Regions from separate parts of the Mus musculus genome. Here region 1 is linked to region 2. The links are chromatin loops, found by intact Hi-C in ENCODE. Cell type or tissue: left cerebral cortex. All regions are shown on one strand.

What was found. Peaks named below come from ENCODE experiments on the same cell type or tissue, not always from the same donor. Only the 100,000 strongest peaks of a DNase experiment are listed, where the experiment ranks them.
Region 1: a loop joins it to region 2, with 3 times the contacts of the local background. A loop is called at or near these places in 25 of 42 quality-filtered maps.

What each region holds. Positions count from the first base shown.
Region 1 is chr16:90,378,537-90,382,536 of GRCm38, reverse strand. No RefSeq gene overlaps it. Among named protein-coding and RNA genes, the nearest start is that of Hunk, 5.9 kb to the left of the region's middle. In left cerebral cortex, CTCF peaks have their summits at 721 (motif pointing left) and 2,457 (motif pointing left); DNase peaks (open chromatin) are centred at 713 and 2,443.
Region 2 is chr16:90,725,153-90,729,152 of GRCm38, reverse strand. Mis18a (MIS18 kinetochore protein A) reads left to right here and starts at 1,782. Exons shown (of 5, transcript NM_025642.1): 1 at 1,782-2,127; 2 at 2,794-2,860. The coding sequence starts at 1,881. Gm17518 (a long non-coding RNA gene) reads right to left here and starts at 1,733. Exons shown (of 2, transcript XR_876238.3): 1 at 1,482-1,733; 2 at 1-833. In left cerebral cortex, a CTCF peak has its summit at 1,838; a DNase peak (open chromatin) is centred at 1,708; H3K4me3 peaks cover 1,432 bases; H3K27ac peaks cover 543 bases.

The DNA of each region.
Region 1 (4,000 bases), 350 kb after region 2:
TTAGTTTGGGGTCTGTGGTTCCTGCGGATAGTGGGATCTAAGACCGGGCTGATAGGAGGCATGGCAGCAAGCAGTCGGGCTTGGCTTTGTAGCAGTAGCTAAGAGCTTAAGTGTGAGATAAGAACCTCAAGGCAGAGAGAAGCAAACTAGGAATGGCATGGGCTTTTAAAATCTCAGCGACACTCCTCCTCCAACAAGGCCACACCTCCTAGTCCTCCCCAAACAGCTCCACCCACTGCAGAACAAACATTCAGATAAATGAGCCAATGGGAGCCAGTCTCAGAGAAGTTAACCCAAAATGTCCCAAAGCCCACACGTGCCTCTCTTAGATATCATGAGTCTCAGGTCTGACCGCTAGATTGGACCTCTTCCTCGTTCCAAGTCTCATGGGCTGACTTCATTTCAGCAAGCCATCTGATGAGACCTCAGACCTCATCTGGGGCTACCACCCACACCTCTCCGTTCTCTTTTCTTGGGCTTCACTCAAGTTCACCCAAATATCAAGCAGTCATCCTTTGCTTCTTCACCTCCTTAATCCTTGTCTCTATCTCTTCTATCAGACAAACCACGCCCATCTGTGGCCACCTGCGGCTCTCCTGTCACCTTATTCCAACCACCATCATCTCACCTAACTGGAGTCCCTTGCTTTTATGCCAAGCCAAAACCACCTCGCTCTCCAATCTGTAACTCCAGTTTCAGGGTATCTGATGCCCCCTTCTGGCCTCCTTGAGCACTGCACACATGTGATCCACACACAAACAGGCACACATACAGATGTGTCCCCACACCTGTGTTCCTGGCTCATTGCAGGTGCTCAGCCTAGGACATCATCTTAACTCTTATCTGTGGGGGGAGGTGAGGGTGGTTCTGGGCTCTAGGGTGTGTGACAACTTCAATGTGATGGGAGGTGGGCGGTGACACCGTGCCAACCCCCCACAACTGCCTCCCAGCGTCCTCCACAATGACATTCTGAGTGAAACGATACATTCTTTCACACAAGATGCCGGTTGCCCCTCTAGGAACGTACTCTCAACACAGTTGTGCCTGCCGAGGTCCACAGGAGCCAAGGGATGTACTGTTGCGAGAACAATTATCCTCCACCTCCACCATCAGGGAACACAGGATTTTCAGATGATTCTGAGTCCCAGATGGAGGAGAAATGACATTTGAAACATTCCACAGGGAAGACGCCGTCCTGCACAGTCCCCTTGCACATGTTTGTCTGGTGGAAGTGGTGTCCCATCTCACATCAAAACCGATGTCACCCCTGTGGCTTTACAAGGACCTAAGATCTCCACCTCACCACCAGGTACCACACTCTTCCCATACCTCACATAACCTCTTTAACCCCCTACAGGCACAGAAGCCCCCTGCCAAGTGGTCTCCCTGAATTTCCTGTTCCTTAGAATATCTATACACACACACACACACAGAGAGAGAGAGAGAGAGAGAGAGAGAGAGAGAGAGAGAGAGAGAACTCTACCCCCCACAGAGCTGACTCTCATCATCTTGTCTTGATTCAAATGTCACTAACTTGTGCCTTTTCTGTGACTTTTTCCATAGTATAAACGGATCCACCTCCCTGTGACTCACCTCCTTAATCTTCCCTCCTCTTCTTCTTCTTCTTCTTCTTCTTTTTCTTCTTCTTCTTCTTCTTCTTCTTCTTCTTCTTCTTCTTCTTCTCCTCCTCCTCCTCCTCCTCCTCCTCCTCCTTCTCCTCCTCCTCCTCCTCCTTCTCCTCTTTCTCCCCCTTCTTCTTTTTGTAGTATTTATTGCTGACCAAGAAATTACATGGTTTCCTTGTTATTTTGCTTATTGTTTGTATTTCTTCCAGGAACTACAGCCCCAGGAGAGTTGGGATTTTAGTTAGGGGAGCTGTGCATAGAGGCTGACTCCTGGAAGGAAAGCAATACAAATTTGTGGTGGTTGGATGATTTTATTGTATTTTTTTTTCAAGACAGGGTCTCCTGACTCTGCATCCTTGGCTGTCCTAGAATACACTCTGTACACCAGGCTGACCTCAAAGGTTGGATGAACTTTTAACTCACCATAATAAACAAAAGGAGAAAAAGAGAAACTGCAGGAAAATTGTGTCCTGCTGAATATTATACGCACCCCAAAGGCACATTGGAATAAAGTAAGTATTTTTGCTACAGAGATAAACCTCCATGATAAGCTGCATGTGTGGGTTATGGAAAAGGTTACCATCAATACTAAGCTTATTGACCATGCCTAGCTGAACGCTGCCACTGTCCATTTCTGGACGTAACCTGCAGTAGCAAGGGAGTTACAGAGTGAGCACGCGATGAGCAACCCTGTGTGGTTGCGAATGGAGACACAGAGATGTTAAGAGAAAAGACACCTTAGCATTGGCCTGAGCCCAAACTGATGGCGGAGGGCTGCCTAGAGCAGGTAGGTGGACTGACGCGGACCAGAAGAGGTGGGCGCCCCCTGCTGGCGGACTCTTTTCCCTGCACGTCCTAACAAGGGACCACAAAGTGATTTCTCACCTCTGAGAGTCAGCTTTCTTCATCTGGAAAAAGAAGAATTTTTTTTTTTTGCTTGTTTTGTTGTTATTAGCACAACTATATTACATCATAGTAATTAAAGATGTAATTCATAAAACAACAAATTACAATCAAGAGTGAATGCTTTTAAAGACATGGCTGTCTAACTCCTCTTCAATGGAAGCGTCCCGGAAGCATCCTGAAGTAGACAACTTCATGCCTTGTGCTCACTGCTGCAGCCCACCCACAAGCCTATGTTCCTGCCTTTGTGACCCTGAACTTCTGGTGTGTCTCTTTTGAGGCCTTTATTACTGCCAATGAACCGCTATGTAGAAAGATTGAAGATGATAGATAAATCACTAGACAGGTCAATTAACAAAAATTATGTGAAAATAGTAGGCAGATGATCGAAAGATAAATTAATAGATGGCAGATAAACAGACGCATTGATAATAATAATGAGGATGACACATGATATTTAGATAAAACTTAACTGGACAATATATAGCTACAGAAAGAGGCAGAGAGCTGAAGTGGGTGTGAAGCACACACCTGTAATTCAAGTTAAGGCTAGGAGTTCAAGACCAACCTAGGTTTCTTAGTGGTTACCAGACCAACCTGAGCTACCTGTGTGAAACTATGTCTCAAAAAAAAAAGATAGATAAGAGATAGTTAAAGGATGACTAATAGATGGCAGGCAAATAGATATGAGTAGATCAATAAACTCTAGATAGATAGATGATGGATAACAGTTTAAAAAAATGGCACCTAGATAGATGCTTAGTAGAAAAATTAAGCAACAGGTAGCCATATGATAGATTGATTCATCAGCAAAGGGCAAGGTGAGGAGAAGGATTCTGTCTACAGGAGAGAGATGAGACATCCTGGGAGGTTCCTTAGCTGCCCTCGGGGCTTCCCCCAGATGCAGCCACAATGCAGTCCCTGTCTTCTTGTGACTCGTACCTTTGCACAGCCTGTGTTTTCCTTCTGTCAGAGGGTCATCGGTAGTCCCTCCTACCCACAGCCACCGATGTGAGCTAAGGTGTGACCTGATGCAGTCATAGTGGAATTAAGACGTCCTGGATGTCTTACGCAGCTGCCTCAGCCCCTGAGGCAATAAGGAACCATGGGACTGGGGATCCACTCTACTTCTGTCTGCCTTCCTGTGTGACAATGAACTAGCTCAGTGCTGACTTTCTAGACCTGCAGCGGGAGACATCACTGCAGCATTGGGCTGCTTGATACTTGCGGGACCTAGTCTTGTTTGTCAACTTGAATACATCTACAAGTAGCTAAAAGTCAAGAGGAGGCTATGGACACCTGTGAGAGATTTTTGTAATTAAATTAATTGATGTGTGAGAACCCACTTTTAATCTGGATCTTCTTCTTCTTCTTCTTCTTCTTCTTCTTCTTCTTCTTCTTCTTCTTCTTCTTCTTCTTCTTCTTCTTTTCCTTCTTCTTCTTCTCCTTCTTCTTCTTCTTCTCCTTCTTCT
Region 2 (4,000 bases):
AGTTCAATCCTCAGGAAGAAAACAAGAGGCTTCAAGTTGTCCTCTGACCTCCAGCATGTTCATGTTCCCCCTTAAATACATGCAAATAAAAATGAACCCACAATCTGTTCAGGAAGATGCTCAAGGCCTCATCCATTCATTTCTCCTCCTGCTTCCTCTATCTGTCCTTTCTCCTGTCTTTTCCTTCCCCTCCCTTCCCACCACACCTAGTTCAGCAAAACAAAACATTGGTTCTAGAGTGTTTGGCAACGTCTGCTATTTCCTGCATCCACTGGGGATCTTGGAACTTTAAAGGAAATTTCCAGGAAAGAAGAAGAGACTACAATGGCTAGCTGGAGGATCAGAGCATCAGTGATGTGGAGAGGTTGGAAGTTCAAAGCCCAGTAATTTGGGGTTACCTTGAGTCCCCTCCGTGGTCATTTACTCCCCTCCCTTGTATGTGGCCATATCCTTCTGACTATTAGTTAAATACTTTAATGTGTACAAACAGATTCCCCAGCTTATAACCAAAATGCTAAGAGTATGGCCAGGTAGCATCAGGGTCTACAGCAGGGTCCCACTGCTTTGCTGTAATCTGCCTATTGGTGTACCTTCCAGTGTATTTGCAAAGTCTGTTGGTTTATGGTATTCTTTGCTCCGTTCCGTCTTGGCACACCTCAAGCAGGACCACAGGATTCCTGGCGGTTAAAGGTCGATACGCCTCAGGGACTTGTTGAAATAGGTTCCAAAAGGAGTCATTTCTTTGCCTCTGGGCTGGGCTGTTATCCTAGCATGTGGGAGGCTGAAGCAGGAGGATCACTGTGGGTGAGCTACATAATGAATTCCTGGGCAGCCTGGACAAAAAAAAAAAAAAAAAGATTCAAAAAACAGAAAGTCAAAATCATATTCAGAGAAGGCAAAATAGCCTTTCTAGTTTCCAGCCTGGTACCACCTCGGTCAGGTCAACGACTTAGGATTTGAAACTTTTTGCTAGTGGCCAGAGATACGAAAATAGGTGGTAAGTGTGATGTAGTTTAGTGAAGCGAACTGGGTAGTGTGACTGGGGGGGGGGGGGGGGGGGAGGGGGATATGGTGGTCTTTGCGTGTTGTTTCTTACTGATGCATCCAGGCTGTTCGTGGTGGCGCGCCTTCCCTCTAGCCTGTGGTCTTTGAAATCAAAAGCTGACTTTCTTTAGACTGACCGTCCTTCCCGCCCTGGAGTAGGGTGAACCATACTCTGACCCAGACACACGCCCACTCTGTAGCCACAGCGATGCTGTCCCCTCCAGCTTCTCATATTTTTTCCTTGCAGTGCTAGTCTCAGTAACGCTGGGTCCTTGAGGCAGGGGGCGTCTTTGGCTCGCCACAGACCCCTGTTTTTTTCTAGATGTAGGAAAGCGGGTCTCCGGGAGCAGACGGGCTAGAATCAGAGATGTGACTTGCAGTACACCGCTTGGAATTCCTGGGTCCACTTTCGGCTCCGTGAAGATGGGTCTGCTTACCCAGCACGGGCATGCCCGCTAACAGTGTGGAGGAACTAGGTGAGCTGCTACTCATTTAATTCGAAGCCTTCAACTTTCTCAGCAGCGGCGGAAGGAGCTGAAATGCCCGCAGATAGCACCCCAGCACCCCAGTTCACCAGCTTTCGCTCAGGAAGACCGCAGGACGCAAGCGCAGTGAGCGCGGCTCGCGCGCCGGTCAGATGGCGAGCATGCGCCTTCGATGCAGTCGGGCCCTTCTTCAGGTCCCACCCCTTCGGGCGGTGCCCCGCCTCTTGCACCTTGCGCATGCGCAGAGGTATTATTCCCGTGAGGTTCCGGGGCGCGGCAAATTCGTATGTCATGGCTGCTTCCTGGTCTCTGGGATGTTCCTTGACCGCTTGTGGTTAAAACCGCCTGGCTATGTCGAGCGAGTCCCCCCTGCTGGAGAAGCGTCTGTCGGAAGACTCGAGCCGCTACCTGCGGCTGCAGAAGTGGGCAAACATGTCGAGCGCAGACGCGTTAGGGCTAGAGAAGGAACGGCCTGAGGAGAAGGCGGCCGCGGCGGAGAACCCGCTGGTGTTCCTTTGTGCCCGCTGTCGCCGGCCACTGGGCGACTCGCTCACCTGGGTGGCCAGCCAGGAGGACACCAACTGCATCCTGTTGCGCAGTCAGTTCGGGCCGCCCTCCTGCGTCGGGGTTTCCTGGGGCTGCGGGGGCTGGGGTGGGGACGAGAGCTGTCCCAGCAAACCGCAGGAGAGGCGTCCCTGTGGGTGGCTCACGAGTGACAAGTTTTTTCCTGGGTCTTCCATGCCCCCCAAGGGCAGCGGTTGAGCGTCATCCTGACGTTTTAGGAAGGTGCTTCCTTCAGGGGAGTGTTTTCACATCTGACGGACTCTGTCAGCTGCTTTGGGGACTTAGCTTAGTGTCCTTGGGCAGTCTGTTCAACTGCTTGTGCCTCAAGTTTCTCGTCTCCAAAACGAGGGATAATGATGGGATAACGGGGACGATTAAATAAGTGTATGGTATATGGCCACAGAGTAGGCGATGTCTTTACTGGGTGAGTCCCAATGCTCTTCGCTGGGTCATTTTGTTTATCTCTTAACCCCACTGGTTTTCAGAAAAGGATGTGAAGTAATCCTTGTTCCACCTCTTCTCCCAGAAGGCCCCCATCCCTTTAGTGCTGAACCACGGGAGTACCCCACTTCCCACCAGTCTTTGGGCTCTTTTTTTCCCCTAGTCCTCTAAAATACAAGTTAAAGTTGAGTTAAAAGTTCCTGTCTGCAGGTGTGTAACAACAAACCACACTAACAAAGTGTTGCGACTCTCTTTCCAGGCGTCTCCTGTAACGTCTCTGTGGATAAGGAACCGAAACTGTCCAAGTGCAGAGATGAAGACGGTTGGTAAGTAAGATATTTATGTGAATATGTGAGAGAAAATTTTATTTTATTTATTTATTTTTGGTTTTTCGAGACAGGGTTTCTCTGTATAGCCCTGCCTGTCCTGGAACTCACTTTGTAGACCAGGCTGGCCTCGAACTCAGAAATCAGCCTGCCTCTGCCTCCCGAGTGCTGGGATTAAAGGCGTGCGCCACCACGCCCGGCTGAAAACTTTAATTTTAAGGAAAAATCTTCTACCGACCGTTCTGTGAGATTGCTTGAGATATAACTTTTCATGGTAATTGAATGCATTGAAAAGAAGAAAGGATCCATTATTTGATGGTGATAGCCCCTTAAGATCGGAAAGTGGGAGTTTCTAAGATTCTGAAAGTGTATTTAACACTGATTTTTAGGGCTCTGAGTTTGGTGCCAAAGAAAATGGAAAGTAAAGCAGAAAATATCTATCTTAAAATCTCCAAGTTGAAAGTGTCCTATTCCTGTCCCAGTGCTGCCTGTCTCTTCCTTGTACTGGCAGACAGAAAATACTAATACAGAGCCCACACCCACAGCTGACTGGGCTACGCAGACAGGCCATCTGTGGCTGTAAGTCACTAGTCCCAGGTTCCATGTGCTGGGGCCGAGGGGACAGATAACTTGTCACGGCTGACTACTAACTAGTGTTGGCAAGTGCTGTCCTCAGCAGACTGAGTAGAAAGCTCTGCCTTTTATGTTTGCTACCCCAGAGAGGAGCCGTGTCTTGCTGAGGTGTAGAAACTAGTTCAGGTAGTACCTCAATCAGAGAATCAAGAGGTGGGACTGACTTGAAGGTTTTAATAATGGTTTTAGTAATATTCGAATATAAGTGTTATAGAAACTGGCAGGGAAATTGCATTGACATTGATAAAGATGATATGGGTGTGACAGATTATGTTGTTGGCAAGTAGCTGATTTCAAGCTTGGAAATCTCAATTTCATATATTTTTAAATTTATTATTTTCTATGTATGAGTATTTTGCAAGTATGTATGTATGTTCACCATGTGTGTGCCTGGTGCCTAGGAAGGTCAGAAGAGGGCATTGGATCCTCTGGAACTGGGAGTTACAGACAGTTGTGAGCTGCACTGTGGGTACTGGGAGTTGAACTTGGCTCTCTCTCTACAAGAGC